7 separate regions of the Homo sapiens genome follow, and regions 2, 3, 4, 5, 6 and 7 are each linked to region 1. A link is a loop called in an ENCODE intact Hi-C map of the cell type or tissue named here. Cell type or tissue: PC-3. All regions are shown on one strand. Each heading gives the region's core, and the rest is flanking DNA. Links, peaks and the distances in the headings are about the cores only. Region 1 overlaps ABCB11 (ATP binding cassette subfamily B member 11). Region 2 overlaps LRP2 (LDL receptor related protein 2). Region 3 has its middle 3.1 kb from the start of ABCB11. Region 4 overlaps LRP2 (LDL receptor related protein 2). Region 5 overlaps LRP2 (LDL receptor related protein 2). Region 6 has its middle 41 kb from the start of DHRS9. Region 7 has its middle 35 kb from the start of LRP2.

What was found. Hi-C counts contacts between places; a loop is a spot of excess contacts. Peaks named below come from ENCODE experiments on the same cell type or tissue, not always from the same donor. Only the 100,000 strongest peaks of a DNase experiment are listed, where the experiment ranks them.
Region 2: a loop joins it to region 1, with 7 times the contacts of the local background. A loop is called at or near these places in 30 of 110 quality-filtered maps.
Region 3: it touches region 1 in a loop (3-fold over the local background); 6 of 110 quality-filtered maps call a loop at or near these places.
Region 4: it touches region 1 in a loop (7-fold over the local background); 78 of 110 quality-filtered maps call a loop at or near these places.
Region 5: it touches region 1 in a loop (7-fold over the local background); 80 of 110 quality-filtered maps call a loop at or near these places.
Region 6: it touches region 1 in a loop (6-fold over the local background); 29 of 110 quality-filtered maps call a loop at or near these places.
Region 7: it touches region 1 in a loop (7-fold over the local background); 16 of 110 quality-filtered maps call a loop at or near these places.

What each region holds. Positions count from the first base shown.
Region 1 is chr2:168,959,637-168,964,079 of GRCh38, reverse strand. The region is part of intron 18 of ABCB11 (ATP binding cassette subfamily B member 11); the gene reads left to right. Among named protein-coding and RNA genes, the nearest start is that of G6PC2, 61 kb to the right of the region's middle. In PC-3, for the core only: a CTCF peak has its summit at 2,265 (motif pointing left); a DNase peak (open chromatin) is centred at 2,249; H3K27ac peaks cover 1,223 bases.
Region 2 is chr2:169,219,837-169,224,279 of GRCh38, reverse strand. LRP2 (LDL receptor related protein 2) reads left to right here. Exons shown (of 79, transcript NM_004525.3): 34 at 3,717-3,826. Among named protein-coding and RNA genes, the nearest start is that of LRP2, 140 kb to the left of the region's middle. In PC-3, for the core only: a CTCF peak has its summit at 2,280 (motif pointing right); no DNase peak of the experiment used is centred there; H3K4me3 peaks cover 281 bases; H3K27me3 peaks cover 168 bases.
Region 3 is chr2:169,032,228-169,036,670 of GRCh38, reverse strand. No RefSeq gene overlaps it. Among named protein-coding and RNA genes, the nearest start is that of ABCB11, 3.1 kb to the right of the region's middle. RefSeq lists an enhancer at 2,078-2,372. In PC-3, for the core only: no CTCF peak of the experiment used is centred there; a DNase peak (open chromatin) is centred at 2,230; H3K27ac peaks cover 1,298 bases.
Region 4 is chr2:169,139,908-169,144,350 of GRCh38, reverse strand. It overlaps LRP2 (LDL receptor related protein 2), which reads left to right. Exons shown (of 79, transcript NM_004525.3): 71 at 1,558-1,677; 72 at 3,806-3,896. Among named protein-coding and RNA genes, the nearest start is that of DHRS9, 73 kb to the right of the region's middle. RefSeq lists a silencer at 2,278-2,572. In PC-3, for the core only: CTCF peaks have their summits at 2,182 and 2,383 (motif pointing right); a DNase peak (open chromatin) is centred at 2,400.
Region 5 is chr2:169,129,659-169,134,101 of GRCh38, reverse strand. It overlaps LRP2 (LDL receptor related protein 2), which reads left to right. Exons shown (of 79, transcript NM_004525.3): 77 at 1,421-1,528. Among named protein-coding and RNA genes, the nearest start is that of DHRS9, 62 kb to the right of the region's middle. In PC-3, for the core only: a CTCF peak has its summit at 1,995 (motif pointing right); a DNase peak (open chromatin) is centred at 1,981.
Region 6 is chr2:169,108,256-169,112,698 of GRCh38, reverse strand. No RefSeq gene overlaps it. Among named protein-coding and RNA genes, the nearest start is that of DHRS9, 41 kb to the right of the region's middle. RefSeq lists enhancers at 1,674-2,174, 2,175-2,675. In PC-3, for the core only: a CTCF peak has its summit at 2,749 (motif pointing left); a DNase peak (open chromatin) is centred at 2,728.
Region 7 is chr2:169,395,498-169,399,940 of GRCh38, reverse strand. No RefSeq gene overlaps it. Among named protein-coding and RNA genes, the nearest start is that of LRP2, 35 kb to the right of the region's middle. In PC-3, for the core only: a CTCF peak has its summit at 2,052 (motif pointing right); no DNase peak of the experiment used is centred there; H3K27me3 peaks cover 2,256 bases.

The DNA.
Region 1 (4,443 bases), core at 321-4,320:
AGACAGAGCATTAAGACCTAATGAAAACTCTAAGTTTTACACAATATTTTTAATGCAGATTAGTTAATTGATTATTTTTAAGAATACAAGGTAATGAAAACTGGACTTCGGAGGGTTAATTGTCTTAGACAAACTATTCTAACAAACACAGAATGTGTGAATTCTAGATATTTAGCAGATTATTTGCTCATATGTAGAAATCCTTTTATAAAAGTTGTTAAGAATACCTGAAAGCTTTTTTCTCAAATTTTAAAATTTCTTTCTTAAATTACAATAATTTTGGCAAAAATACCTTGATCAACAAAAGTGTTTGAATAGGCTAGCCCTTATTACAAGTTATCAAAATATTTGAATTAATGGAGGCCAATTAGGTTTCACAGACATTTGTTGATTTCATACAATTTTTATAATGGTTTTAAGATACATTTAAAATAATACTATCAATTTTAACATAATTCAAGGTAGCATAAAATTAAAGAGCTAGGAAAGCAAACAACATGTATAGCAATACACAATTTCTTCCTAAGGATGCAGGTGTCCTGCTGTTGTAGACATTGTCTAATTTTCACATAAACAGACCACCCATTCTCCTCCAAGCCTTTCCTCATTACTGCACGTTACATGTCAGCCCTGATACTTTTACGTTCATTCCCCTACCACCCTTCGTTAGAAAATTTTCATGGCAATTTTCTTATTGAGCCTTAATCAAAGTCATGTTGACTTATCCCCTTTCTAAATTATAAGCCTCTGAAAGTTAGTGATACACCTTATTTGTGTTTGAATCAACTTGGTTACCTAACCCAGTGCCTTGCACTTAGTAAGGCATCAGGAGATTTTAAAAATTAGAATGAAAACATGAATTTCTACAATAAAATAAAACCCCAACTGCAAGATTTATCAAAGCAAATAAGTCAGAGAATTTTTAAATTACAAGCACATCCATTATGCATGATATAATTTCAAATTGTCTTAAATAAAATTCCAACACGTGAATCCACTAGGCAGTAATTACAAACATTGATTCATAATGGACAAATTTGGAATAAAGTAGAGTACTCTTTATGACCGTATGAAAATGACAAGGGAGTGATTGGGTTCTCTTTTGTTTTTAATGTATTAATACTGAATAAACAGAGGTCTCAATTTCTAACACAGGCTTTAAATAAATTCCATGGAAGACTTTTTCTCAGGAGCAGCAGGATGAATCACAGTGAGAGAAAACACATTTAGCAAGCATAGTTTCTTACTGCATCCTGCCACTAAAGACTCAACCTCTCTTCTAGTTCTAGAAATAGCTATTTCATTGAGTCCATGGTGCTGTCCCAGATAACTATAAGATGTATTATATAAGAGCAGGAGTTTAATAGAGCTTCAGGGGAGAAAGAACCAAACACTACATTGACATTTCTATTGAACCATAACAATACCAATCATATTTAATTTTTGCATTTTAATTTTTTCTAGTTTCTGGGTAGATATTTGACAATAAAAGTAAAAGTAAGAAAGGATGGAAAGAAGGGAGGGAGGGAAGGAAAATCTGACTTTTTCATTGTTGTTGTTCAAGCTGGTAGAGGACCTAGCGTAGGTGTAGGGGACCATCAGATTCCCTGGACATCTGGAGATCAGATTCCCATAGAGTTCTCTTGATGCAGGAACAATTCAGGAGGGAACCATTTAACTAAAAGGAAATCTAAATCTAATATACGGTCTAGTTTTACAGAGATTAAAATGTTTCATATTATGTTCTACTAGTCAGCATTATACATTTAGAATAGAACAATTAAACTCAGTTATATGTAGGCCAGCATACGTTTTAAAAGATGTGACTTTACGTTCTCTCTAGTTAAGGGAGATAGAAAGGAAGAAGAGAGAAAAAATGATAGGAGAGCCAATGTGATTATACTAAAGCTCCAAGGGGAAAAGGTCTCATAATAATACCACTGGTTTGTACGATAATTTTGTTAGTCCTTTAGGTTTAAAAAATTAATGATTTTTGAAAAGAAAATAATGGAAAAGGGTTAATAAAATTTGACTTATGAAATTTCTAATCTCAAGTAACATTATATGGTAAAATGTTGCTCTGTTTTGGTATTTTAAAGTATTTTAATACTTAACTAAATTCCACAAGCCCAAGCATTGGTGAAATCCTTTCTTTTTCTCATGTTGATGGAAAAGGCCTAACCTTACTTTCTGTAGATTGGGAAATACTCTCTTACGGTGCTAAAGGTCGATTCACACAAAGGAGTTATCGCCACCTTGTGGTCTTGTGGAGTATTGACTCTAAAACTTAGAACCATTTCCTGAGAAGTCTGTGCTTTCACCCAAGGTCTCATGGTTAGTTGGTGACAGAGATGAGACTATACCCATTTATCCTTGCTCTCCAAGCAGTACTCTTAGCTCCTGTAAACGGGGTCAGATGTTAGTTACAATGTTGACAACATTAAGTTTAGGATTAGGGAAACCCACAGGCTAAAGGTTTTAGTCTCTAATATTTAGGCAATCTCTTTTGGTGAAACTAAAACACAAGGCAGAACATGTATGAGATCAAGTCAGGATCAAATATTAGACACCCATAACTGCATCACAGATAACTTATGTGATAGGATTTAGGCATTGGTTAAGATAAGACAGAGATGGGACCCATAAAAATGGCTATCAGTATTAGTTCATTTGAAAAATCTCTGCTCCTTTGTCATAGTTACCACTTTTTATCATCAAATCTTAAAGTTATTATTAGGGCAGGGAACCTCTACTGAATGGAAGGCAGAAATTAGTGTAACAAAGTATAGAAAGCAAGACCTAAGATTTAAGTCGGAGGTTATTTTTCCTCTGGCCTACACAGAAGATGTAAGAAAGGAAACAGAAAAGCCCAGTGTCTAGCATTGAACTATGAATGCATCATAGTAGATGAGCAATTTTAAATAAATCTCTTGTTGCATGTATGCAGCATGGACATAAAAGTTTCATTCATTCTTTTATCCCATAAACATCGATTGTACACTGTGAAGTGCCAGGTATCACACTGGGGATGCAAAAATGAACAAGAGCTATTGTTACTCTCCCTACTATGGAGCTGCTGACAGGCATTTCTTTACATATGATTTTTTTTAAAAGTGCTGTGCAACCTGCCAGTGCTACAATAGAAGTACAAGGAAACACATATAAATTTTATAATTTTACCTGTCTGTGAGATTTGTTGTTAATTTATAATCTTCTCTTTATGTTTAATTTTGCAAAATCAGAGAGAAAAATATTTCTTTACAGAATGACTTTAATTATTTTTTGTATTGTTTTCTTTTATTCCTCTCCTGTTCTTTTAGTGGAGATATCAAATAAAATGCAATAAAAAGTCCAATATTTAGGGACAGATTTTCTAGTTTTTGCATCATTCAAGCTGGACAGTTGCATTTTTTCGGGGGGGTCAAACTTTAAAGTCAAACTTTTAGTATAGAGGAACCAAAGAAAATTATTTTAATTAATTCGTATTTCTTGTTAGTGTCTCTTGGAATGAAAACCACTAGACAAGAATTACTTTGTATCGCTTTGAAATGTCCTAAGTGTTGTTGTTTAGAGTTAAGGATAACTTCAGGTATCAGAAGGTTGGGAAAATTTCTATCATGTCAGGCTGTGGGTGGACCATCCTGTGGGGCAATCGTTCCAGAAAATGCTGGTATTTAATGTCACAAGGAAGCTGGCAGAATTTAGTGAGTGCTAATAGTCTTCACAAGTTCCAAAGCCTACCCTTTGATGGTACGTACAGCACAGCTGACACATCTAAAACATACATTATAGAATCCTAGCCATTTAGTGGTGAGAGGAGCCTTGGAGTTCTCACATACTGAACTTTGGTTACCAGAATTACCTGATGAGTATTTTTTAAGACAGAGATTCACAGTTAGGCCTACTAAATTGGAATTCTCGTGACAGGATACAGGAATCTGGTTTTTTAATCATCAACCCACATGAATCTGAGAGCATCCAGATCTGGATACCAACCACTCTCTAGAACAGAGAAGGGGTGAAATATTTTGCTCTATTGCAAGCATTCAGTTAGTCTCACACAATTTCATGATGCTGGCAGAATACATGAGCATCCTGAATCACAGTGTTCATATTCGGGTTTTTTTTTTTTTTTTTTTTTTTTTGGAGATGCAGTCTTGCTCTGTCACACGAGTACCCTGAACCAGAGACAAAGGACTTTATTATTCATAGCAATAGCAGTAGCCAGTGTTCAGCATTTGCACTGGCTCCCCAACCCAACCCCCAGTTCCCACAAGGCAATGCAAAGAGGGCCAGATGATACCAACAAATGAAGTGGGTGTTTTAAACGAGAGGAAACCTGGGCTTGAGGAGCCTGACTCTTTCATAATGGGCAGATGGGGGCAGTAAGGTTTGCACTTCACTTGGGATGAAGACATCTTCTTTGTCCTCCAAAACTGTTTG
Region 2 (4,443 bases), core at 174-4,173, 260 kb before region 1:
GGAGAAGTTTTTGGAGGGGGATAGTTAGCAGAGCCCTGACAATCCACTGCTTTAGGTGGGCACCAGCTGGCAAGACGGTTTTTCTCTGGAGCATTCAGAAAGATACTGAAGATGAGCAAGGCGCACAGCAGCCTGCTGGCTAATTTAGAGCACCTATCTATACTAAAAAGCACTCTCTGTAGACTAAGAACACAGCCTATGTAGAGTTCGGTACTATCTGAGGTTTCATGCATCCCTTGGTGATCTTGGAATGTATCCCCCATGGATGAGTGCAGATGACTGTTTTTATTTCTGCCAAATGAAGAAATAGGGAAAAGGTGTCCCAGGCAGAGAAAAGAGCTCTCACTGGAACAGCGCTTGAGTTTACAAAGATCTTTCACTAGCATCTAATTTAATCCTCACAACATTCCTGAGGGCAGGCAGTTCTGGTAGCCATTTGTGATGAGAGGGAAATTTGCAGTGTGCACAAGTATCTCAAGCCAGGTAGAATTATCAGGTGTTAACATGAAGGGCCCCTTGGAGGCTCCTCTGGTTCAAACTCTTTTTTTTATTTTTATTTTTTTACATCAGAAACCAAGGCCCACAGAAGCTAAGAAGATGTCTTAAATGGTCAGCTTCACTGCTCTAATTCCTGAGCAGTATTCTCTCTTTGCACTTTTATAAACTACAACTCCGGCAATCCAGACTGGTTTAACCCTCTTTGACAGTGGCAGAAAATATTTTTCATGATTTCAACTAAGACTATCATCCTCCCATTAAACAGGCAACATCTACTGCCTAAGACCCTTACTACCAAACTCACATCTCTCTAAAGTCCACCCAGTGCAAAGCTGTCTTAATTCCAAATGGCAATTAATATGCTCTTATTTTATCTCTTTGTCTCTTGATTAGTAAATGGGGTTCTCTTCTTTTAAACTGATAGTTTTCCAAAAGCAGGGAACGTGTCTTTCCCATTAGTGTTAGGTACAATGCAGTAGTGGCCAGTTGGAGAATAACTGAGCGTGCATGTGTGTATGGATTGGTAAGGCCACTTTAACCACATGAACCAAAAGTTTCTAATTATGCCCTGATGCAGTGTGGTACAGAGGAAAGATATTTTGATTTGGAGTCCAAAGACCTGGCTTTGAGTCTGGGTTGCTTGCTCATTTTATTCATTCATTTAATGAGCACTAGGAAATGCTTTCTATGGATCAGTTGATCCTGGATATCCTAAGATGAATAAACATTTTTTTTCTGTCTTTAAGTAGCTCACATATCTGTGAGATGGATACATAAACAAATACCTGTGCTCCAGTGTCATAAGTGTGATAAGGCCGGTGAATATAAAGTGCTAGTGATTGGAGGCAGAGGTATAAGTGAGGGGAGAGAGCATGCAGATTTCCCATTCATGGTTACTTGTGAGCTGAGTCTTGAAAGATGACTAATACATCCTTGCTTATCGGAGGGTTTCACTTTCCGAGGTTTCAGTTACCTGCAGTGGCCTGAGAATATGTGAGTACAGCACAATAAGATATTTAAAAGGGAGGAGAGAGAGAGAGACCACATTCACATAATTGTTATTACAGTATATTTTTATAATTGTTCTATTTTCAGATTATGGTTAATCTCTTACCATGTCTAATTTATAAATTAAACTTTGTCATAGGTGTGTATATGTAGGAAAAAATATAGTATATATAGCATTCAGTACTATCTGAGGTTTCAGGCATCCATTGGTGATCTTGGAATTTGTCCCCCATGGATGAGGGGGATGACTGTTTTTATTTCTGCCAAATGAAGACGTAGGGAAAAGGTGTCCCAGGAGAGAAAAACAGTTGAATAAAGACCCTGAAACATGGAAATGCATTTTATGACTGGGGACAACACTGCATTTTCTCCACTCATGAGCTATTCGACCTTGGACAAATTACTTAACTTCTCTGAGCCTGTTTTCTCATCTGTACAGTGGAGTTTATGGCTGAGGAAGTAAAAGTACTTCATAACACTGAGGTATCCTGTAAATACAGAGCGCTGTTTCCCTCAAATGATCAATATTTTTAGAAAATCCATGAAAGACCTGTGAGAATAATGATCCAAGGGCAAACTGCCCTTTTAATGGTTTAACTGGTGTTTCCCCTTAGGTCATTTAAATTGTAAGTAAGTCTTCCAGGTGATTGTTGGATTAATTAAGAAAATAGGAATCGTATTCACTTTCTGTTTACCTGTATAATATTCCTTCCTGCCTAAGAGTAGTTCGTGTTTAACTCCAACTTGAAAATAAGAGAAACATTGAAGAAACTATTATCCACTAGGGGTAGCTGTGTTCCCATCCACTAAAAGAAATTTTATAGCTGAATTTTGTAGTGAAGCCTACAGAATGGCCGTGTGAGAGAGAGCTCTATATATTCCAGAAAGCAAGAAAAGGAACTGTGAACCAAAGAGATCCTTAGTCTTAGGAAAAGGAGAGAGATTGTAGCAGAAAGAGGCAAACCGAGAAAAGAAAAGCTACCTTAGTCCAAGCAAGAGTGAAAGATACCAGACAATAGGCAGAGAAAAAAATTTAGAGAAAAGAATGAGGGAAAGAAGGATATATGTGTGTGTGTGTGTATGTGTGCGTGTGAATGCGTGCACACACGTGCACACGCATGTATGAGAGACAGAGAAACACAAATAATCTATTTGTATTGAAAAGCAATTTTATAGAAAAACCTTAATGCAAAAATCAACAGACATTTTCTAATTTCTTACTAATTGTCTGTTAGACTGTCTTAGGTACGTATTAAAATAGCTTCATTGCTGTAAGAAACTTCTTTCTAGTCCAATAAACTATATTTCTATGTGCTGTATCAGGGCCCTGTTAACACTGTGATTATAACAGTAATAATCACAGACAGCCTTGGGAAAGCCACTAAACCTCTGTAGGCCTCTTTTTCTCCATCTGTATTGAGAAAAATAATGGGATCTACCTCACAGAATTGTTTATGAGGATCGAATACAATAATGCTTGCTCTAATACCTCATATATAGTAAGTGACCAACAGATGGACCAATTAAACAATAGAAGTTTATTGAACATAGTTGTGCTGGGTGGTGTGCTGCTTTACCTGTATTATCTCTTAGTCCCGTAAGGTCTACGCAGACCTTCCATATTTGACTGATAAAGTTCAAAGAGGTGAATTTATTTGCCTCAGATTGTACAGTCAGGACCTGGCAGGGCAGAGATTTCAGCTCATGTGTTTCAGTTTAGTTTGTTGACTTGGAACAGAATTCACTGTACCTCTGAGTAAATTTGGACTATTTTGATCAACTGTGTTGGCAGTAACTGGCCACCGAGTGCCTTGGTGGGGTGCAGGAAAGCTGTGGGGTTCTCATTTGTCTTCCAGAGATTTCTCTTAGCTCTCCTGAAGGATTTTTGCAGTTTCTTTAGGCAGTGGCTCTGTATGTTTTCCCAACTGAATCTTCCTTTTATCCATAAAAATGTTCCCTCCTGAAATTTTAGGTGAGTTGGAAGTAGGAACTTGGGAGGTGATTTTGCTGCTCTTACTCTCATTTTCTATTGAGCTAATTTCCTCATTTCCCTGAAGTGCAATATAGATTATCTGAATCTCATGCAAATCCTCTCTCATCCATCCCTAATCGTGCTTTGGAATTTGTTTTGTACATAAGTTCTCCTTCATCTCAGTTTCCTTTGGTTCCCCTTATGAAAGTCAGTTCTAATAAGTGATTTTATGCTATAGGTTTTGACACTCCACGGAGATATCAGATACAGAAAAACATTGATTGCCAATGATGGGACAGCTCTTGGAGTTGGCTTTCCAATTGGCATAACTGTTGATCCTGCTCGTGGGTGAGTATTCATAAATGGCACGTGTCTTCCATGCAGCATTGTTCTTGTTAATGTCAGGGTCTGACAAAATGGAAGATTTCAAATTTAGGACATCTTCTGATTTCATATGTCAACATTTGAAAAATAATAGATCTCAGTGAGAAAGAGAAATAGCTCTGACCTATATTTAATGTGCAGGATATTGTTTGTATTTTGTCCTATGGTCTTCAAATGAACAACACTGGATTTAAAATTAATTCCAAACAAGCAAGAATTTTAGGAATTTTAAAATAGCATTATAAGAATTGACAATATATTCTGACTTTGAAAGGACACGGAAAGCTCTAAGGGATTATGTAACATTTGCAATAGAGCTTGCAGGATGAGAAGCCTTCTAGTAGGTGGAGAATGGGTTGCAACCAGGCAGTGACTCTTGAGGCCAAGGGATCCATGAAGGCACAGAAGTATGGCGGCACTTAGCAGGATTGTGGGGAGAGCCGGAACCAGAGGCTTAGAGTAGGGAGCTGTTGACCACATGGGAGATACAACAGATAAGGTCATTTGGGGACAAATCAAGGAGGGCCTTTAATATCATGCTAAGAAGTTGAACTTTATTCTTTTGAGTGATAAGGAGCAAG
Region 3 (4,443 bases), core at 289-4,288, 73 kb before region 1:
CAGGCACAATTACTTATAATTGACTTTTGTTCTGTAGCAGAATTCTCTCTGATTCCTCTTCTTTATTTATTTCACCTATTTCTTTTCATTTGGCAATTATAAAGGTACCCTTATAATTTTTATAACTTTATGCACAATAATGAGCCTTCAGGGAAAGACAAGAACTACCGCACTCAAAAACATCAGAAAAGATTTGCTTATGAATGAAGTCCATATTTTTTGTGCTGGTTTTCCTCATTAGAGGGAGAACCAAAAATATAAATTCTAACCAAGTACTGAGTGCTGTGGAGATCAATGTATTTCATTTAGATAACTATAAATGACAACTTGCTAGGATTGTAATTAGTCTTATTTGGCGTTATTAATTCTACAGAGGGAGCATAAAACATTTAATAATACATTGGACTTACTCAACTCACTATTTCTTACTTTCGTCCTTAAGATCATCTTAAAGGAAACATGGTTTGAAGACCATAATGAAGTGTTGTATGTGCCCACTATTTTACTCTAAATGGCCCACAAGTGAGGCCTGAAGGAATTCCAGGAGCCCTACCCAGACATGATGTGGAGGTGGAGCAAACTAGGCACTGAGCCAAAGGGGATCAGTGATAGCCAGCTTTTGGGAGAGCCAGATGAGGCAGAGAGCTGGGATAGGGTGGATCTACCTCCAGGTTCAGGACATTCAGGGCACACCACTGAGCAGGAGCATCAGGTACCATGACACAGGGCTGGTCTGTGTTAGGATAAAGCAAGTTCTTAATGGGCTTTGAATCCACAGAAACTTTGCTTGTGATGTCCAGATGACGGCCCCATCCCTTCTGCAGAAGTCAGAGTTTTCCCAGAAAAAAAGCAATGACTGAACTACAGCTAATATTTGGAGAACACCCACATAGTTGTACTCTCTATGTATTTCTAAAAATCATTAATAAAATTTTATTATGCATTATTATTGATATTTCCTTTGTCATATTCATTATTTTCATTTAATAACTTATATGTTTAAAAAATAGTTTACCCTTATTGTATATAATTTAGAAGATGCAGAAAAGCATGAGGAAGAAAATGAAAACCACCCTCATTCACATTTGCATAACCTACAGATAAGCACTTTTTATATTGTACTTCTTCCAGTCTTTTCTACATGTGTACATGACAAAATTAGGAATACACTAATTTTGGTAGGTAAAAAAATATACACAATTCAATTAAATGGCTACTTGGGGGAGGAACTCCCAATCCAGAATCTATGGCACAGGGAAGTTCAGGCAGGCCTCATCATCCTGTGCAGGTGGTATTCTCACTCCCATTTTACAGATGAAGAAACTGAGGCTAATGGAGATTAAGTAACTTGTCCAAAGTTAGATAGCTAGTAAGTGAACACAAACCTTTGTGATTTCAAAGACCATCTCTTGAGATTGGTTAACTTTTAACTAAACCTCCCAGACACACAGCCTGACCTTATCTTCCAATCTTTCTTGCAGTTAGGTGTGGTTATGTGGCACAGTCCTCTCCAGTGGAATCTGAGTAGAAGTAATGGATGCCACTTCCAGGATTGGCCCACAGGAACTTTCCATACAAAATGCTCCATATTTTCTCTTCCCTGTGTGATGGATACATGTCCATGTCCAAGGAGACCTTAAAAGCCACATGTTGAGGATGGTAGAGCTTCTGTCAGCCTGGGTCTCTGAATGACTGCATGGAGCAGAGCACCTTTGCCCAACACCGATTTCCCCTTATTCAAGGCCTACTGGACTTCACATGAGGGGAAATAATTAGCAAGTATCACTACCTTAACCAAATCATCCAACAAGTAAGTGGCAAAACCAGGATCTAAAGCCAGTTCTTTGTGACTTCACAAGCCTGTGCTCTTTTCACTATACCATTCTGCCTCCCTCTGCAGTCAACTAAACTACAGAAATTGTGTCCTTCCACACAGCTTGCTTTAAAAATACATAAGCTACCTAAGAAAGCTCTAATTTAGACATTTTTCTCTCTGCTAGTCTCTATGCCACAAAAAAACATAGCCAATTATATTGTGTTAACTGACTCATGCTGGCTTTACACAATTTATATTGATTTTCAGGGTGGTAATAACCAGCTTCTGTGATTGGTGTGCATGTGCAAGACTTCCTGCCTAACCCATCCTTCTTGTGGCTCAGCTTTGTAAACACTGGCCCTGGGTGGCCGTGAACAGAAGTTCTTATCTTAGACTGCATGCAACTCATCCTACTGGCACTGAAAGCCCTTCTTTGTCTTTCTTCACCTACTTAAGCAAATTTACAAGCCACTTTTTGCCTCTTCTCTCAGCAGCCATCTTGGTCCTTTCAATGTTGCCTGTGTGCACTCATGCTGTATTTATGACCTGGTCCCTCTCATACTTTGAGATATAACTCAAGTCCTTCCTTCTTTGAGAATCCATACTGATGGGTCACTTTTTAAATACTTAAGGTCTGCATCAAACATTATAACATTTGCTGTTCTTCTTTTTTATTCTTACTTGGTTTATATACTAAGCTTTATTATCCTTTTAAGGTTAAAACTTTCTCAAGGACACTAACTGTAATGTGTACAACTTGGTAGCCAGCGTAACATTTGACATAGTGTCTTGTAAAAAGAAGATACTCAATCAGTTTTTGAATGATTCAAAGAGTAAAATAATGGCAACTTCTTTTATCTCTTCCATAGTGCAATCTTCAATATTTTTTAAACAACTATTGGCTGAATTCTACCATTGTGGTTTAGAGCTTTCTCTGAGACATTTTTGCTAAGGTTTTGAAACAGGTTCCAAATTGGTCCACAGTGACCTCCAAGGCTCTACAGGAGTGGTCCTCAAGCTTCAGCTCATTGGGCCCCACTCCCAGAGTTTCTGATTCAGTAGGTCTCAGGAAAGGACCAAGAACATACATTCCTACTGGGTAATGAGGAGGCTGCTGCTGGTCCAGTAGTCACACTTTCAGAGCCACTGCCCTGTGAGCTCATGGCACTCCATGATTCCCGCCACACTGACATAATCCCCAGCTGACTTCAGTCTTGCTTACTCCACTCCAGGTTCAGCTTCCTTACATACACCAGGCATGCTCCTGCCCAGAGCTTTGCCCATGTGGTTTCCCCAGATACCCATGTACTTGTTCCTTTACCTCCCTCAGGTCATTCCTCATATGTCACCATCTCAGTGGGCCCTTCCATAAAACCCAGTTAAAAATGGCAACATCCTTCTCCCCTCACACGCTAACTGACACACACACATACACAAACACACTCTCTCTCTCACACAGCATACGTACACACACTCCCTATCATATCCCTTTCCTGCAATGCTTTTCTCCATACCATTTACACCATCTGATGTATTGTATGTGTTACTTCTTTGTCTCCTCTCTATACTGCCCCCTCCCTGCCCCCAGAATGTAAGATTCCTGAGGCAGAGATTCTCGTCTGTCTTATTCATTCCTGAATCCCAGAACTGAGAACAGTGTTTGGCACATAAACATTCAAAAAGAGCCGGTATTTTAATTGGGTGACTGTAGGGACCACAACCCTACCTATTTTCAGACCGTGAACCATAAAGAAGACAAGCTTATAGCTGAAGTGAATTAAGCACGATCAACTCAGTACTCACACTGCCCAGATGTGTCTGGCCAGCATGAGGGTGCAGAGGAAGACACCCTGAACTCTCCAGGGCCCTGGACAGATGGCCACTCTGTCTTCACTTTTCTCATCTATAAGATGAAGTTGTTGGATGATATATCAATATTTACAATGTTGTTTCTAGCTCTAAAACTCTATGCTTTTATCTTCCCTTGGATCTTCATGGCACCAGAAGGAAAGTCTTAGGACCCTTGGACCTGTGAGCAGATCAGCTATAGTCCTGAGTTGACAAATTTCTCTTGGCATTTTTACCCTTTGACTGCTGTCAATAACTTCAGCACAGCAAAGGTAGCAAAATTCTATTGGGAATCTTTTCCCAATCAAAGCTACAGCCCCATAGCTGTGTTGCCTTTTTGGTTTTGTGTGAAGCAAAATTTTTTTCCTGGGTCCTAATTGGTGCCAAATCCAATATTACTACATTTGCGTCAACTCAGAAGTCAACCCATTCAGTTTGCATAGAGGAAACATCTAGAAATCTTGCTTTTCTTTGCTGACCTTGATATATTTGAGATTTGAACATATAATAACATATAAAATTATATGTTATAATTTTGGGTTTTATGGGCTAAGTCATAAACCATCTTATACATAAATTCCAATAGAGAAAAAATGGTGGATGCTGAATTTTAATAAAAAATTTATGACAGAGAAACCTAAAATTGAGAAAATTTGATCTTACAGTTTAATTTCTGCAAATTAAGAAGCACTGGCCCATCAATTGCATTTCAGAGCACAGAGTGGAAGAAGGTTAGCACAGACTGGCATGTGGCTTCACATCTACTAGTTGTTACACCT
Region 4 (4,443 bases), core at 104-4,103, 180 kb before region 1:
GCCTGTTTGAACCAAGAGTTCTGAAAGTTGAGCATGCCTCAGAATTATCTGGAGAGCTTGTTAAATATAGATTCGTGGGCCCCATCTGTTGCACTTCTGATGCAATATGCCTGAGGTGGCCTAAGAATTTGCATTTCTAGTTCTCCTGTGACGTTGATGCTGCTGGTTCAGTGACCACATTTTGAGAACCGCTGCTCCAGTCCCTTGCTACTCAGAGTGTGGGCCATGGGCCAGGAGTCTTGGGATCCTTATGGGAGCTGGCTAGAAATGCAGTCTCTCAGGCCCACCCCAGACCTTCTGAATCAGAATCTGCATTTTAGCAAGATTCCCCAGGTGATGGATAGCACATTCAAGTTTGAAAATCTCCACTCTGGAGGGCCGACGAAATGGTAATGAGACAGATATTGATGGAGGCTTTTGGAAGATGTGTTACTAATTTATAGCTATGCTTTGTCTGTGGTTACATCTTGAATGACAGACAATCAGGATCACAGAATGTTAGTCTGAGAAGGAATGTAAAGATTATCCACTCCAGTACAACCCTTGGATAAATCATAATACATGCTAAGGTAGAATTAATAAGGCTCTAGACTTACCTAGGGAGCTTTTAATGGTAATACTTGAACTCTACCCCAGACCAATTCAAATCTGAATCTCTGTGAATGGGCATCAATAGGTTTTTTTGTTTGTTTGTTTTTTGTTTTTGAGACGGAATCTTGCTCTGTCGCCCTGGCTGGAGTGCAGTGGTGCAATCTCGGCTCACTGCAAGCTCCGCCTCCTGGGTTCACACCATTCTCCTGCCTCAGCCTCCTGAGTACCTGGGACTACAGGTGCCCGCCACCACGCCCAGCTAATTTTTTTTTTGTATTTTTAGTAGAGACGAGGTTTCACTGTGTTAGCCAGGATGGTCTCGATCTCCTGACCTCGTGATCCGCCCAAAGCGGCCTCCCAAAGTGCTGGGATTACAGGTGTGAGCCACCGCGCCTGGCCTGGCATCAATAGTTTTGAATAGCTCCCAGGTGATTATGAGGAACCATTGCTCTAAATTCCCTTTTCTTGCAATTAAGGTAACTGAAACCCAGAAGAAATGTCTCCTTGGAGGGTTGGGGTGGAAATCACATCCAGTATACTTTGGATAGACCATATGTTATGATCTGTCCAGTTTTGGGTAGTGACAAATCTTGGTATAATATGTGGATCTCACTGGTCTTTTGAACCATCTCAAGTTGTTTAGCACTGAGTAGATTTTGAGGTTAGGCAGTGAACCAGATACCCACCTTCCAAACCTCTCAGGGCAGCAGAGAAGATAAGTGATGCCAATAGAAAATGTGAGTGGTACAGAAATTGGCTGGAGGGCCCAGAGAGGGACTATCCCACTGCAGTGTGGTGGCAGAGATGATAGTGTAAATGAGGGTGAGTGGCCAGCTGACACGTGGACGAGAGGTATTGAGAGGATGCCTAGGCTCTGCTGTCACCTGGCAGAGCCACTTCCAGTTGCTGGGTATTCAGGTTATTCATTCTGTCAGGACCTAACTGCTGTTCTCACCCGCTTTCCAGTGCCCAACCTTTGCAAACAGATCTGCAGCCACCTCTGCCTTCTGAGACCTGGAGGATACAGCTGTGCCTGTCCCCAAGGCTCCAGCTTTATAGAGGGGAGCACCACTGAGTGTGATGCAGGTAGGAGCACTGCCCAAGCAGCTATGGGGGCCTGGGAGCACTCCTCTGCTGCCTTCAGGAGTCAGAAGAATCCCTGTATGCTGGGTCCTTTGCAGCAGAGTGGGGATGGCTGGAAGGAGGGTTAAGGGATGTGGGAGGTATGAACAGAGTTGAGTGGGACTTAGGGGGCAAACAGAACTGTGTTCCAGTGACTGCTGAGAATTATTTGCTAAGATCTGCAGAAATATAGATCCAGTGTCCCTAAATCTATTGCTGTGTTGTTTTGTAAAGACATTTTGAAGAGTGAGTTTTTATAAGACCTCTACCTCAAGCTGGATTCCCATTGCCCCAGAATCCACTCAACCTTAATTGTAGCTCCTCAGGGTAGAGAACCATGTCCAGTTTTGACAACTGAAAAAGGGCTACCTTTTGAAAAGTGCTTTATATTATCAGGAGACGAAGACCAGCATGAGGAAGCTGTGGTTTAATTCTAGTCCCAAACGCTGTGGGTGATCTATTCTTGGCAAGACTTTTTTTCAATGACTCTTTTAAGGAGTTAATAAGCCGGATGGGGGCGAATAACTAGTGTCCCTAACTAGCATCCGGTGCTGGAAAAGCCTGTGAAAAAGTCGTCCTGCAATTCACTAGCGGCCCATTTTATGGCTCACATCCTTGGGGCCTTCCCCCAGTTTTAGCTGATGGGGAAAGGAAAACGCTTAACCACCTTCTACCACCAGGGGGAGCAGGCAGTTAGACCAGGAACCACCCTTTGACTCATTCCAAACAGGCTGAGGAGTTGGCAGGTTTAGGGAATGAATCCAGGGAGAAAAAACTGTTTCTTGTCACCCCTCTTCCCCTACTCTTGCACTCATCCCAACGCTACTGGGGAAATATTGGTAGGAATCCAATATTTCGAGCCATATTTGGAACAAAATGACAATTTCAGGCTTTGAGATTTGTTCCATGCTGTGGATAGATTGTTTTGCCACTTACTGCAATTTCACATCGTGGGAGCAGTGTGGTCCTGGTTGTCACCTCATCTACTACTTTTCTCATTTAAACTTTTTGCCAAGTGGATTTTATTAAGATTCTTGTTTTAAAGAACTTTAACCGAAGTAAGCACACGAATGATGGCAGTCATTCCATATAGGGCCTCGGTTTGGTATAATAATTAAGCAATTAGTCCAGTGAGATTTCTTGAGTGCCAGCTATGTGCCAGGCACTGTTCTAAGTGCTGGAGGTAACAGAGGTGAACAAAACAGACAAAACCCCCTGTGTGTATTGAGTTTACATTCTAAGAGGACAATAAATAGAGAAGTCAATAAATACATGGTAGTTCAGGTGGTACTATGGAGAAAATGAAGGCAGAGGAAGAGGGATGAGGATGGGGTGAGTGGGGATTGTCCTTTAGATAGTGTTCAGGGAAGACCTGTCTGATACAGTGAACATTGAGTGGAGACTCAGATTGAAGGACTGAGCCAGGAGGGTATCTAGACTCTTTAAATAATATACACATGTAACCTATACTTATTAAGCATCTTCAATATAAAAGACACTGAAGCACTAATTCCCCATCAGGCACATCCTGGGAGTATGTACAGGCCTAGCTGGGAGCAGGGACTTGGAGTAAGGGCAGTTTGGGAGGACTTGAAAACTCAGGAGCTCTCTAGCTAACTGCCTATCAAATATCTCTATATCTGTAGCTATGTGACTGCCTGTGGACTGATCAATTACTGATGCTTTGGTGTCTTTAGTTGAAGTTTCAAGGTGGGCCTACATTAAACTCTTGATTTTAACTGGGTTCACGGAGGAGAATTCTGAAAACTTCAAATGAGAATGTGAATATTTTAAGAGATTATTTTACCACTAGGTTCTTGTAACTATTAATATATGTGCTCCAGAGTCTAGTACCTCTCCATTGTTTTTTGGGAAAAATTCTATAAACTGCCCCCTTTCTTTCCACTAAATGTATGTTACTCTCCAAGACCTTAAGGAAACTCACTGGACTTAGGGGGAAGGTAAGCTTTGACAGGGAGACTAATTGGCTGGCCTGCCCCTCCTCCCACCCCTAACCTGGGCCGGTTTGCATGGTGTGGGCACTCTGCTGAGTACAGCTGACTAACACCTGCATGGCTTTCCCTTCCTGCAGCCATCGAACTGCCTATCAACCTGCCCCCCCCATGCAGGTGCATGCACGGAGGAAATTGCTATTTTGATGAGACTGACCTCCCCAAATGCAAGTAAGTCTGAATGTTGAGGTCCCAGCTATAGGCCTTGCCTCTTCTGGGGAAATTTGAGACCTTAAAGTAGCCAGGAAAACAAATACAGGAACCTCACCAGTTCACTAATTCTTACATTTTAACCAGCTTGCCTTCCCTTGAGGGAGTCTACAGAGAACTGAGGCAGTGCTTCTTTAACTAGAATGTGCATAAGAATCCCGTGGAGATCTGGTTCAAGTGCCCATTCTCACGCACAGAGATTCTGCATTTCTAACAAGCTCTAGGTAGGCCACAGGGTCTTGGACCACACTTTGGGGAGCAAGGAGTTAGAGAATTGGCAGCAGCATTTTCCTACTCACCTGGTATTGTTGATTACAACAGGGCTGTGGGAGAAGAGCTGTCTGCAGGGCTGCTTTAGTACAAGGCACTCGTGATGAGCAGAAAGACTGGGATGGATTCGGAAAGAAGATGACTGTGTTGCGAAAACTCTAACATGGAGCAAGATAAATGGATGTCTTTAAAAAGCATTTAATGAAAGCATATAAAAGAAAGAAACATAACCATGGTT
Region 5 (4,443 bases), core at 212-4,211, 170 kb before region 1:
ATTCTGACTGCACTAACCATGCCTAGGAAGGAAAGGAGTTGTTGTTTTGTAGAAGGGATTGAGGTTTGGGAGATTAGTCAGACTTGATCAGCAGGGAGAGCATGTGTGTTTTTATGAGAATTATGCCGAAATAGGTAACAGATGAGGATGAAATTTGGGCTTGACTGAAGTAATGGGGGCTGTCTGTGAAGCTTTGCAGCAGTACAGCCCAGGTAATTTGCTGAGCCTGATGGGTGTCAGGTTCAGTCTAAGTGAAAGTGAAGAGAGGCTGGGATGACGGGTGCAAAGGAATAGTAAAGAAAGCATGTTTGAGATTCAGTCCGTCATCTTTAAGAAGAGCTGGGAGATGAAATAGGAATATAGGTGAAGGGAATAACTTTACATAAGGTCTGCATCAATAGCCCCAGCGCCACTTTTACTGCTTGTCAACTGCGAACATGTATCTCCTTTGTCACAACAACTATGGCCTTAGTGACAATGAATAACTGTCATTGTTAACACCTAATGCTCCTTTTGAACTCGAGATATGGCACATTTTAATACAGAAACTAGAAATGTTTATTTTACAAATATTTTGTGATTTTAAGATCGGAAATGTTTAAATCTTGAAAGCATTTTCCCTGATCCTCTGATAAACAGATATGAAAACTTTAATCACATGATAAAAGAGATACGACATTTCATTTGACATCTTCACTTAAAATAAAATGAGGCCATGTATACAAATGCATATCCAAGTTTCAGAATAAACAAGTAATGAATGTGAAAATATAGGAAAAGGAGTGAATTGTCTACCTTGTAGTTTATTATGCATTCATGGTAATTTGGTCTTAAAAGGGAACCTTGGAATTGTATGAATGTTATAGAAAAATGCGTAGAAGATTATTAATTCTATCATTCTCATCTTTTCAAAAATTCAACCTCTTTTTAGTAGTACTATGAAATCTTAATTTCCGAAGATAGGATTTATTAATATTCAAAGAAATTATTAAGATCCAAAGATAGGATTCTCAGTTCATCAGTGAGGTTGGGGAATTATTCTTGCTGTTCTTCTAGGATTTGGCTTCCAGTATATAACTAGAGTATGATTATCCAAAAATTTGGTCAACAGTGGGAGTAAGAAGGTATAGAGAATACAGTAGAAATTGCTAGTAATAAGTGAGAGTGTGACCAGTGAGGGATGTATTTGCCTCCCAGGATTAAGGTATGAGGTGACTTAGTGGTTGCTGCTCTTGATTTTGGGGCGGTGGGAGTGATGTTTAGTCCTGGCCTACTGGGTCATGCAATAAAAATGGTGCCTGATGATGTCTGTGGGAGAACAAGATGGCAAAAAGAGCCAGAGTTGGTACAAACTTTACAGCAAATTTATTTACTACTAAATTCTTTCAAAATTGGGTAAAGGCCTTTAACATGTCCACAGGTGACTGTATCTGAAAATGTGGATAATAAGAATTATGGAAGTCCCATAAACCCTTCTGAGATAGTTCCAGAGACAAACCCAACTTCACCAGCTGCTGATGGAACTCAGGTAACAGTTGCCGACTCCTGAAATAATGTGGGATTTGGAAAAACTTTGGGATGACTGGGTTTTTATTAACCTTAAGCAAACAAGGGAGATTCTGGAAGGCTCAAAGATCTCAAGATGTGTTGACAGTTAATAAATATAATTTTTTAAAAAGTCATAGATTGAAAAACTTTCCACCAAATAAAGCTACATTCTAACATCGAGTTGGGAATAATGTTCCTTGTAACATAGGAGGACATGTCACAAAGAAGAACAAATAGACTTCTGGATCCAGTATCTTCAGACCAGAGACATTTAAGTTGAGAAATTGACTCAGTATGAATAAAGATTTCACGGTGTCAAAGATACAGATGAAAGATCCGTCTGTGTGTGCCGTGATTTCTCTACAGCATGCATCTTTATTCTTTCAAGCTGTTCTTCGCTCTCCTGCTATTACAGATCTTTACCACTAGATGGCACTAATTTTTCCATTCATCATCCATCTATTCATTATTGGCCAACCAATCATCTAACTAACGTTATTCCCCTCGATGTGTCAGGGATGGTGTTTAATACTGGAGATTGAAAGAAAAAAATGCCACTAGATGGAGCTTCTTAAACATGCCTGCAGGTCCTTTGCAATTGGTACACTATTTGGTCTGCAGGAAGAAATTCAATAAATATATTTGATATTAAACTCTGTATTAATGTATATCATTAGTTTTAATGAATGCATTTGCAGCTATACCAGATATAGCTGTTTGAATCTGGACAAACTGTTTTACTTCTGGGGCTAGAGTCCTCAATAATATTTCTCACTGGGGGCGCTATTGGCATATTGAGTGGGACAGTTCTTTGTGCTACAAAACTGTCCTATGCACTCAGGGAATTTCAGTATTTCTGGTCCCTGTCCACTAAATTCCAGTAGTGTCTCCCCTAATTCAGTGTGACCCCAGAAATCACCTCCCCTCCCCAACACATGTGCACTCACTCCTGGTTGAGAACCGCTAGGATCTGGAATGTCTCTGTTCTAAGATTCTATGACCAATTTTGTGAAGTAATGTAAAGAAATGAAAGTCTAAGAGTAGTTGGAAATTTTACCATTTTATACAATCTTTATTTCTCAAATTTCATAGTCTATAAACATTGATATCTTGGTAACTTGGCAGTCTCATTATCACCTTAAACATTGGTTTCTGTTCTGCTGATTTAAATCAAAATAAAATTTGACCTAAATTGATGCTGAGAAGAGTCTATATCAAGGCTTCTGTACACCTTCTCAAATTCCCTTATTTCTTCTTCTCATGTCACACACACACACACACACACACACACACACACACTCATACACTCACAGACATACATAAATATTGTCTAGAAAGGAATTTTCAGTTTCAGATTTTTCAAGGGACTAAACATTTTTTCTTTAAGCTATATTAAAAATGGATTTTGAAGATTAATTTTCCACAGACACACGGATGCTTGAATGTCATATATTTGGTCCTCCAAGCCTGAGTCAACCCCAAGCTAGTGCCAGATTTATTTTATATTTTCAACATTTTTTCTCAGTCCATCTCTAGTCTAGTGATCTTCTTCACTAAATAGACATTTTCCCCAGCTGGTGCAGGAAGGGGACTGTGGTGGGGAGGCTGTAACCTCTGATCTGCATGTCTGTTATCAGAAACAAAATGTAAACTGACAGTCTCTTTCAAAGGAGAGCAGATCTTCACCAATTGTAGTCCTTTCTTTCTCTTCCCTTTTGTAATACCTTGGTTCCTCCTCTTACTTTTTTACATTAGTGAGGCTGAGACCCTCTAAAATGTGTCTTCCATGTTATGTCCAGGGATCTCACTGTATTTCTTCCCTCCTGGGCACTGAGTTAACAGCCAGCATGCTTTAAAAGCAGTAGAGGCGCTTGGGTGAGATCACCTAGGTTGATTTGAATATGCCAGAGTCCCACAAATGTATCTTTCATCCATAAATATGTTGAAAGACTAACAATTAAAAACATGGGCTGGGCACGGTGGCTCACACCTGTAATCCCAGCTCTTTGGGAGGCCGAGGTGGGTGGATCATGACATCAGGAGTTCAAGACCAACCTGGCCAACATAGTGAAACCCCATCTCTACTAAAAATGCAAAAATTAGCTGAGTGTGGTGGCATATGCCTGTAGTCCCAGCTATTCAGGAGGCTGAGGTGGGAGGATTGCTTGAACCCGGGAGGCAGAGGTTGTAGTGGGCCGAGACTGTGACACTGCACTCCAGCCTAGGCGACAGAGTGAGACTTCATCTCAAAAAAAAAAAAAAAAAGATTCAGTTCTATCATTTTCCAAAAGTTACATTGATATGCATAGGATCCCCCAAGGAGACAAAAATGAAAGTCACCGTCCCTTTCCTCTTGTTAGTAATTGCTTAACTTCAAGTTAGCCATTTCATTTTGAAGCAATGACATCTAAGAGACTTTGGCCCGCCCCACTTAACTGTAAGCGCCCAGAGGCAGGGCTCTGACCTGAATGTCTTCATGTTCCCCTTGGGGGCACTATGTACAAAGCAGGTTCTCACTTGAATGTGGGTTAAAGTGAAGACCTCTTCTACTTCTGTAGCCCTGTGTTCCCCACTCCTCCACAGGCTGGTCCCCTGCTGTCACAGAGTAAGAGACACCCCATAAAACCTGTGGGCTCCCTCAGCTCCTGTTGAGAGTAGGCTGTCTGTTCCCTTGTCTCCCACCAGGTTTTTATCTGGCAGTCAGCATGACAGGCAACTTTTCAGTAAAGCGTGGGCCACGCACCATGGTCCAGGGTGATTATCTTTGGGTTCTCCAGTTTATGGGCCTCTGGGTCCCCTGAGTAATCATTACCTGCCCTTCTACCTGCAAGTTAGTTGTATAATCTTGCTGTGACTCAGCAAGTATAGGATAATAAGTGTACCTACCTCTGGGGT
Region 6 (4,443 bases), core at 299-4,298, 150 kb before region 1:
AGGCAGGTTAACAAGAGAGAAAGGCATGTACATTTATTTAATGCAAGTGTTATGTGACATGGGAGCTGTCAGAAATGAAGGCCCAAAGAAACAAGGAAACATGTATTTTTATGGTTAGGTTTGATGGAAAGTGGAGAAGGATTATCCAAGGAGAAGGATAATTGGAGAACAAATAGATAAGATCTAATGGTAATAAACCAGGGAAGCTTAGCAAGGCCTGTTTGTTCAGATTCTTCTTGGCATCTCTGGGTCCTTGGTAACTCTTCTCTGAGTGTAGGGAAGGTAACTCTCAAATGAAGGTCTTATGACCTGCTTCAGAGGGAGATCAGGAAATCCTTCCTAGGTTTTATAACAGGTTTCCAGAGACTGGGGGGCAGGGAGGTGAAAGTGACCTTCTTGCTTCTGTTGTTTTTCAAATGCTAAGATGCCATTTATTTATTTTTAGAGACAGAATCTCACTCTGCCACCCACGCTGGAGTGCAGTAGTATGATCATAACTCACTGCAGCCTCATAGTCCTGGGCTCAAGGGATCCTCTTGCCTCAGCCTCTCAAGTAGCTGGGACTATAGGTGCAAGCCCTCATTCCTGGCCAATTTTTAAATTTTTTTCTAGAAACTGGGTCTCACTGTGTTGCCGAGGCTAGTCTCAAATTCTGGGGCTCACGTGATCCTCCCACCTTGGCCTCCCAAAGTGCTGGGATTATAGGTGTGAACCCCTGTGCTCATAAGATGCCATATGGACATGATGTAGCATGTCCTGAACCCCATCAAGGGGTAGTGTCCACAGAAGCAGCAGGTGCATGTTTGTGTCTTATATGAAGGGAAAGGCCAGAGGTCAGAGCAGGAGAGTAAAGGGCTGGGAGATGGAGAGTGCAGGTGAGTGAGTGTGGATTGGGGACATGGAGGTCATTGTTTACCAGCATGCAGAGGTGGAACCTGGGAGGGTTTCTTTTTTATCCATGTTAGTATTGTCATCCCATTCCATTTGATGCAAGGCTACCTCTTCCTGGTTCCGTGCTATCAGTTAAAACATAGTCTCTCCCCTGTTTCCAGCTCTTCATCTCATGGCACTATCCCTACAGCAAAAGCTCGAAGTCCCCTGCTCTCTGAGGATACCAAGGCAAAGAAATGCCCATGAACTCTGATTCCTCTTAGAGGGTGCCAGGAATTTTGAAACAGATGTAATTCATCTTCTAAGGACTTCAACAAGTGTTGTTTGTTTCTTCCCCATTCAGCTGTTTGTAGTAGGCTTAGTTTGACAGCTGATTCAGGTTGTATTGAGATTGTCCCTCTCCCACTGGCAGGGCACTTTGCTAGTGCCACTGGCAGGTTGGCTAGTCAACACCTGCTCTGTGCTTGCCCTTGTTCTCAGAGCGCTAGGGACAGGAGAGCCTTACCGCTCACGTTCCTGTCTCAGAAAAGCAACGGATAATGATGTAGAATTCGTTTTTATAATGATGTATAGCCAGCAAATTCCCCAAACTCGCGTCACATCTTATTATAGAGACGTGCTTGCCTCTGGGGCGTCTCCTTGCAGGCCCATCTCAGGCGAGCAGCCAAACAAAGGAAGAGGCACGGAAGGCAGAGCGGCAGGAAGGAGGCTGTAAGGAAACGATGTGCACAATCGCCGCCTGGCAAGCTCACAGCCATCCCCGCAGTAAGCTTCCCCGGGATTTCCTGAAGGCCTCGATGGGGGCTTTGTAGCAAACTTTAGCTTTTTATACATCTCGGTAGCAATGAAAATAGAGCAACTGAGGTTGATTGATGGAGCTGAGTGGTGCCTATTATTCATCCCAAAGCTTTTGTTAGAAAGGGGAGGTGAAAATATCCTTAGCCCTAAGCGGTCCCTGCTTCTAGTTGAGACCCCAGCCCTATCTCTCTCTGGTTTGAAAAGTGCTTGGCTCCAGCACAAGGAGGTCGGTGGGAGAAACCAAGCGAAGGTCGTACCACTTTTTTTTTCCCCTTTATTTTATGTTAGTCATGGTAAGTGGCTGGATTTTTAAAACGATCCAAAAGCATGAAGTGGGAGCCTGAAGTATTCTTATTTGCATATTAATGCCAAGCCTGTGTTGCCAGCACCCAGTTATTTCAAAGGCTGTTGCCAAGAGCACAGCTTTGAAAGGCCTCAGCGCAGAGGCGGGCACCTGGGGCCTCTGCCCTAGGCTTCACCAAATGACAGCACACGGCTCCTTCTTTCTGCTGCTCTCTGGGCTTCCTGGGTGCAACAAACAACAGCTTCTCCAAGTGGCCAACTTCACCCATGCCTGTTCCCTCTCCACAAAGGTGAACAAATGCAGCGAACTGAGGCGCGGGAGATGGGCAGCGCTTTGGATATGGGGGCTATTTTTCTTGTATACCTTGGAGTATTTTTGATCAATTGGCTTTTTATTACGTTTATCATTGATCGACTGTGTTCTGGTTACTCCGGGTTATCCTAGACCTTAGCAATGGCTGGGCTGCGAGGATGGCGGTTTTCCATCAGACAGTGGAGTGGGGACCTGTCCTTTTATATGTTCAGTATTGTCATAGCACTACTGAACTAGGAGTATGTTGGCTTTAGGTTGTCCAAAACAGCTTGCCTACTAGATAATCCCAGTAATTTAACCAGGTTTCTTTCAAACCATGGTAGATTTTGGTCCATTTAAGTGAAACTTCTTAGAGGACGGACTTGTTCCTTTCCAATATGACCAAACAGGGGCTGCGGGACGCTTACTGGGATCCCAGGTATTTTGTGGGCATAGGGCGCCCCCTAGTGTCCAATTGAGAGCACTGAGCTTGCGTGCTCTAATCCTGGCAAAAAATTGAGCCCAGGTGCGGGAATAAGGAGAGGAATCTCAACTGATTTTCACTCATTCCCTGGGCCAGGGTGTTGCGGGGAGGGATGGAAGTGGGGAGGGGGAGCCCGCTCAGGAAGCAGCTTGTCCAGTCCCCTGGAAGCTGCATCCAGACCACAACCACTGGGAGGGAGAGTGATCTGTGTCCAGGACTTCTTTACCCACCGAATATTCAGAGGAGACCAAGTTCACGCAGTGGAAAGAGGTTGGATTTGGGAGTTAAAGAGACTAGGGTTCAACTCCTAACTTAGCCATTAACCAGTAGCGTGACCCTGCACTAAGCACTTAACCTTATTGATGGCGATAATTTCAAAATGGTGGCAGGAATAAGTGTTATTTCAGGGTGATAAGGAGAATCCTGTGAGAGTAAAGACAGCATCTGTGAAGTGCCTGCCACTCTCAGCAAACGTTAGACCCCTCTGCCTGTTGGCTGTCTCTCATCCGAAATCTGAAACTGCTTCCATGGGCTGTGTTCATGAATATGCCATGTCTGTCTATAAAAATATAGAGAGGATTTTTTTTGGTGTGTTTTTGGATGTTTTAATGGATTTTTCAAAGTAAATCTTAAGGTTTACCCTAAAATAGCTCATGCAACCATTTCCAGCTTAGATGTGGCCATTTGCTCTTTGACAATTACGAGAAACTGTTAGGCTGTAGCCTTGGAGCCTGGGCTGCCAATCGGGCCGAGTGAGGTGACTCACTAATAGGGGTCTACCTTCCCTGGGATGGCTGGCACAGAACCTCCAGACCAGGACAAGCCATGTCTTGCTTCTAGCTTCACTAAAAGTCGTGGATCAGTTTTCGCAGTGACCCACTCCAGTGTAATGTCAAAATGTTTTCCTAACAAATCTCAAAACCTTTTAGCTTTCAATTTTCTTTTCCTTTCAACTTCTTTGGGGCCACTTTTCTATTGCAGAAGAGTTGGGATTAATTAGAAAATACTCTTCTGTCTTCTATTTTTACTATGGAAGGAGAAAAGAGGGATTCTTGGTAACATAGGTAGCACAGGTAAATGTGGGCTTACCCAAAAAAAGAAAATAGTTGACAGACAGCTGCTTTTGCTGCAGGCTTAAATGCTTACAAGAAAGGGAAGTGAATTAGAACATGTGAATAGGTCATTTTGAAAAGTCGCTTTGTGTGTGGGAAGAGACAGGTTGATGGAGAGGCCCACAAGTGTCTGACAAGGCAGACAGCTGAGTCCCAGTTTAGTCCCCTGTGTACATATGCATCTGTGTGTCTTTGGGCACAACACTTACCTCTCTCACATCTCTATTTTTTCCATCTGTAAAATGAGGCATCATTGTGGCACTTACCACATAAGGTCGTTGAGAAGATTATATTAGATGATGCATATAGCACATATCTACATAAAATGTATCCAACAAAGGATATATCTTTCTGCTGTTATTCATTCACACTTTCTTTCTGTATGAACTTATTTTGGGTACATACTGTACCTTTTGCAAGCTTCCTTGGCAATTTACAGAAATGTAGGTGGTCTTACTTCACTTCCTGCTGAAATGAGAGAGCAATCGGTACTTTAACCATCTAGGGATAAGATATAGAGATGTTATGCAATCTCTACTTGGCTTTGAAAACAGAAGGCACTT
Region 7 (4,443 bases), core at 122-4,121, 440 kb before region 1:
GTGAGGTGTCAGTCTGCCCCTACTTGGGGGTGCCTCCCAGTTAGGCTACTTGGGGGTCGGGGACCTACTTGAGGAGGCAGTCTGTCCGTTCTCAGATCTCAAGCTGCGTGCTGGGAGAACCACTACTCTTTTCAAAGCTGTCAGACAGGGACATTTAAGTCTGCAGAGGTTTCCGCTGCCTTTTGTTTGGCTATGCCCAGCCCCCAGAGGTGGAGTCTATAGAGGTAGACAGGCCTCCTTGAGCTGTGGTGGGCTCCACCCAGTTCGAGCTTCCCAGCCGCTTTGTTTACCTACTCAAGCCTTGGCAATTCTGAGCGCCCCTCCCGCAGCCTCGCTGCTGACTTGCAGTTTGATCTCAGACTGCTGTGCTAGCAATGAGCGAGGCTCCATGGGTGTAGGACCCTCTGAGCCAGGCGTGGGATATAAACTCCCGGTGTGCCGTTTACTAAGACCATCAGAAAAGCGCAGTATTAGGGTGGGAGGGACCCGATTTTCCAGGTGCCGTCTGTCACCCCTTTCCTTGGCTAGGAAAGGGAATTCCCTGACCCCTTGTGCTTCCTGGGTGAGGCGATGCCTCGCCCTGCTTCGGCTTATGCTCAGTGCACTGCACCCACTGTCCTGTACCCACTGTCCGACAATCCCCAGTGAGATGAACCCAGTACCTCAGTTGGAAATGCAGAAATCGTACGTCTTCTGCGTTGCTCACACTGGGAGCTGTTCCTGTTTGGCCATCTTCTTGATCTTTTGAATTATTTATAAGTTTAGATTATCTGGGGTCACTGTTCTTCTCCATCAAACTAGGTACTATAAGGTTGATTCAAGAAGAGATATATTCTTCATGTGGGTTTGACTTTCACAAACTTGCTTTTTCTGGTAGTAACTACCAGAAAATAGCTACCACGTGTACGTATATCTGTGTGTGTGTGTGTGTGTGTGTGTGTGTGTGTGTGTGTATTTCATAACATACATGCAAGTACCAAGATAAGCATTTTAAATTTGCATCTCATTTAATCCTCACGATAGGGAGGAAATTGAAATTTAGTAAAATTCAGAGACTTGCTCAAGATTGCCCAGCTAGAATTTGGACTTTGATGTGTCTAATTCTTAAATTCACGACTTTTCTCTTTGGTAATCTGTGTTAAACATGTTAGTTTTATTTGCTAAAATATTGACTTCATCATGGCTGGGTGCAGTAGCTCACACCTGTAATCCCAGTACTTTGGGAGGCCGAGGCGGGCGGATCACCTGAGGTCAAGAGTTCGAGACCAGACTGGCCAACATGGTGGAACCCCGTCTCTACTAAAAATACAAAAATTAGCTGGGCATGGTGGTGCATGCCTGTAATCCCAGCTACTTGGAAGGCTGAGGCAGGAGAATCGCTTGAACCTGGGAGGCACAGGTTGCAGTGAGCTGAGATCATGCCACTGTACTCCAGCCTGGGCGACAGTGAGACTTTGTCTCAAAAGAAAAAAAAAAATGAATACATTAAGTCCTCAATGTCATCAATAGGTTCTTGGAAATGGCAACTTTAAGCAAAATAAGATATAACAAAACCGATTTTATTTTTCTCATTGACATTATAACTAAGCCAGCCATGGTGGTTCATGCCAATAATCTTAGTTTCTCAGGAGGCTGAGTCAAGAGGCTTGCTTGAGGCCAGGAGTTCAAGATCAGCCTGGGCAACTTAGTGAGACTCCCATCTCAAAAAAAAAAAAAAAAAAAAAAGACATTATTCAAAGACCTGTTGTACCTCATTTTGCTTAAAGTTGCATTTCCACAGGACTTAGTGTACATTGTTTTGTCAACCGAATGAAAATTGCTTCTTAATGTTAGGAAAAAATGCAAGCAGAGAGGATACAGAAATAAACCTGTTAATTATGTATGAAACAAGACCTACTAATTTAACCTGGCTGTCTAAGATACAGTTCGCTTTCAGTAAACATCACAGATTTAAATCATTTTTTCCTCTAAAACATAAAGGGAAATTTTAGAAATGTCAAATTATATAGCAAGAATGTCAGTGAAAAAAAGGATTGTATCTGGCCACTGGGTGTCAATCTTGATCCACAGTCACAGGGAAAGAACACTCTTTTATGACTCCAGCTTTTCTTTCTCATTCTCTCCGGAGAGAGTTAGGAGAGTGATTTTATTTATAGCTAATAGGACACATTTTCTCTCTTAAAATCTTTGTGATTTCTAGTCCACTACCATGAAGATTATAATCTTCAGAGAATCTGAGGAGGAAAAAAAGACTAAAAATAGCAGCCAAAGAAACATCTTTAACAAAAATGCACTACATTTGCAGTTCTAAAATTATTCTGGGCTGGGTGTGGTGGTTCATGCCTATAATCCCAGCACTTTGGGAGACTGAGGGAGGAGGATCACTTGAGCCCAGGAGTTCAAGACCAGCCCGGGCAACATAGTGAGACCCTCTCTCTAGAAAAAAAAAAAAAATTAGCCGGGCATGGTGGCACGCGGGCCTGTTGATCCCAGCTACTCAGGAGGTTGAGGTGGGAGGATCGCTTGAGTCCAGGAGATTGAGGCTGCAGTGAACCGTGATCGCACCACTGCACTCCAGCCTGGGTGACAAGAGTGAGACCTTATCTCAAAAAAAAAAAAAAAAAAAATCATTCTGGGATAAGCTTGGCCAGCTGTGTAAGACATTATTTTGTGACTTGATTTCTGTACAGTTCTGACTATGTAAAATTTCAAAGTTCCATATGTCAAATATTTGTCTGGAAAATCTAGCTCTTTTAGTGAAATGGTATGTTTTATTATATGATTACCATTTTAAACTAGGAAAAAGGTGAAACTTCAGAAGGTTATATAATATAGGGGGATTTCTCAGCCTCACAGTTCCCTTACCATTACCTCCCTCTAGTGCATCCTTCCAGAATCTAGATATACTCTATACATACATAAGCATTTATGTCTACATAGCTCCTCTGTTTTTAAATACACAAATGGCATAGTCAACATGCCATTCTGAAACTTTTTTTTTTTTACATTTAATAAAGTATCTTGGACATTGCTTTGAATCAGTTAATGTAGATCTGCCTTATTCTGAATTGAGACCATACTTTAAAAAAAGACATTAAATAGTGCTCTGATGTTCTCATCTTTTAGGATTTTACAAGTGGCACCAAAGGCAAGAATTTGGTCAGACATGCCAATCCAGATTAGAGGAAATGGAACGCAGAGGAGCTGGACATCCTCACCTCTCATGGTCTGCAAGTCTTTGATTCCCCTTCTCCTCCTCCTCCTTCCAAACCCCTCCAACACTCTTGAACATATCTCTGACTTCTGTTTATCTTACACTTGCTGACAAATCTCCTTGGAAGCTGGTGGTCCATTTAGCCATGCCACAGCCATATCATGGCCCCCAAGACACACCACAGCATTGTAAGGGCCCCGAAGAAAACATATCATAAAATTAGATAAAGCTGGATATTTGTAAGTAAAATTTTAAAAATCCCTTGTTTGGTTAAAACAATGCAGATTTGATTTCATTTACTTCTAAGCTCTTTAACTGAATTGAGCATATTTGTATTTTCCCAAATTCAGTAGATTAGACTTGAATCTCTCATCCCATAAACAGGGATGCCCCAAATGAGTCTCAATGATTACTGTATGTTGCTGTGGCCGCAAATTCACCTTCCATTATGTTGGACTGACATTCAAACTGTTCTGGACAAAATGCCAGTACTCTTTCTAAAACCAGTGTAATCATGATGTGTTGAGATATACCTTCAACAGGTAGCCGATGAGTCCTAGCTTTCTGGAGTTGTTGCACTCTGCTGCTGGGTTTCAACTTCCCCTCCCATCCCAGGCACTGCGGGTGGTTTTGCCTCGGTTTTGAATTCATTTGGTTTTGAGCACTTGTGGAGTCTTGTTTCATGTCCCTGGGGATCGTTAGTGACATCCTGGGTGTGGAGTGCTGGGGGATATCTGTTACCAAGCTGTGGTCTCTTTCTCAGCGTAGTAGTTAGAACCGTTGGTCAGTAAATGGGCTTTCAAAAAGCCTCAGGGCTTTGTAATTCTACAAATGGTATAAAACAGGCCCCTTTGGAGCGATTCTGCAGCACTGCCCGCTAAAAGTTAAGGGAAATGACTGGCTCTGTGTCCAGAAGGGAATGAGTGTTGGATGTTTTATCCCCTGATTGGATGTACAGAAGCTGGCCTTGATATGCAGCTGAGGTCCCTGTTGGCCTCAGAAGCTCCAAAAACATCTTAGCTAGGAATGATGTGAAGTCAGGGCTCCTAGCGGGGTGCTCCCCAGGCCTTCTGGAGCAGTGTTTCAATGGGCCTTTATAGTCTGGCTGCCATGTAATCTATTGAGGCTTTGAAAACATTAATGCAGCCTCTGAAAGGGTCCAGCACAAAGGAGGGGTGGAGGTGCCACCAACAGGAAAAAAAGGGCCTGCTTCCTTGCTTCTCAGACCT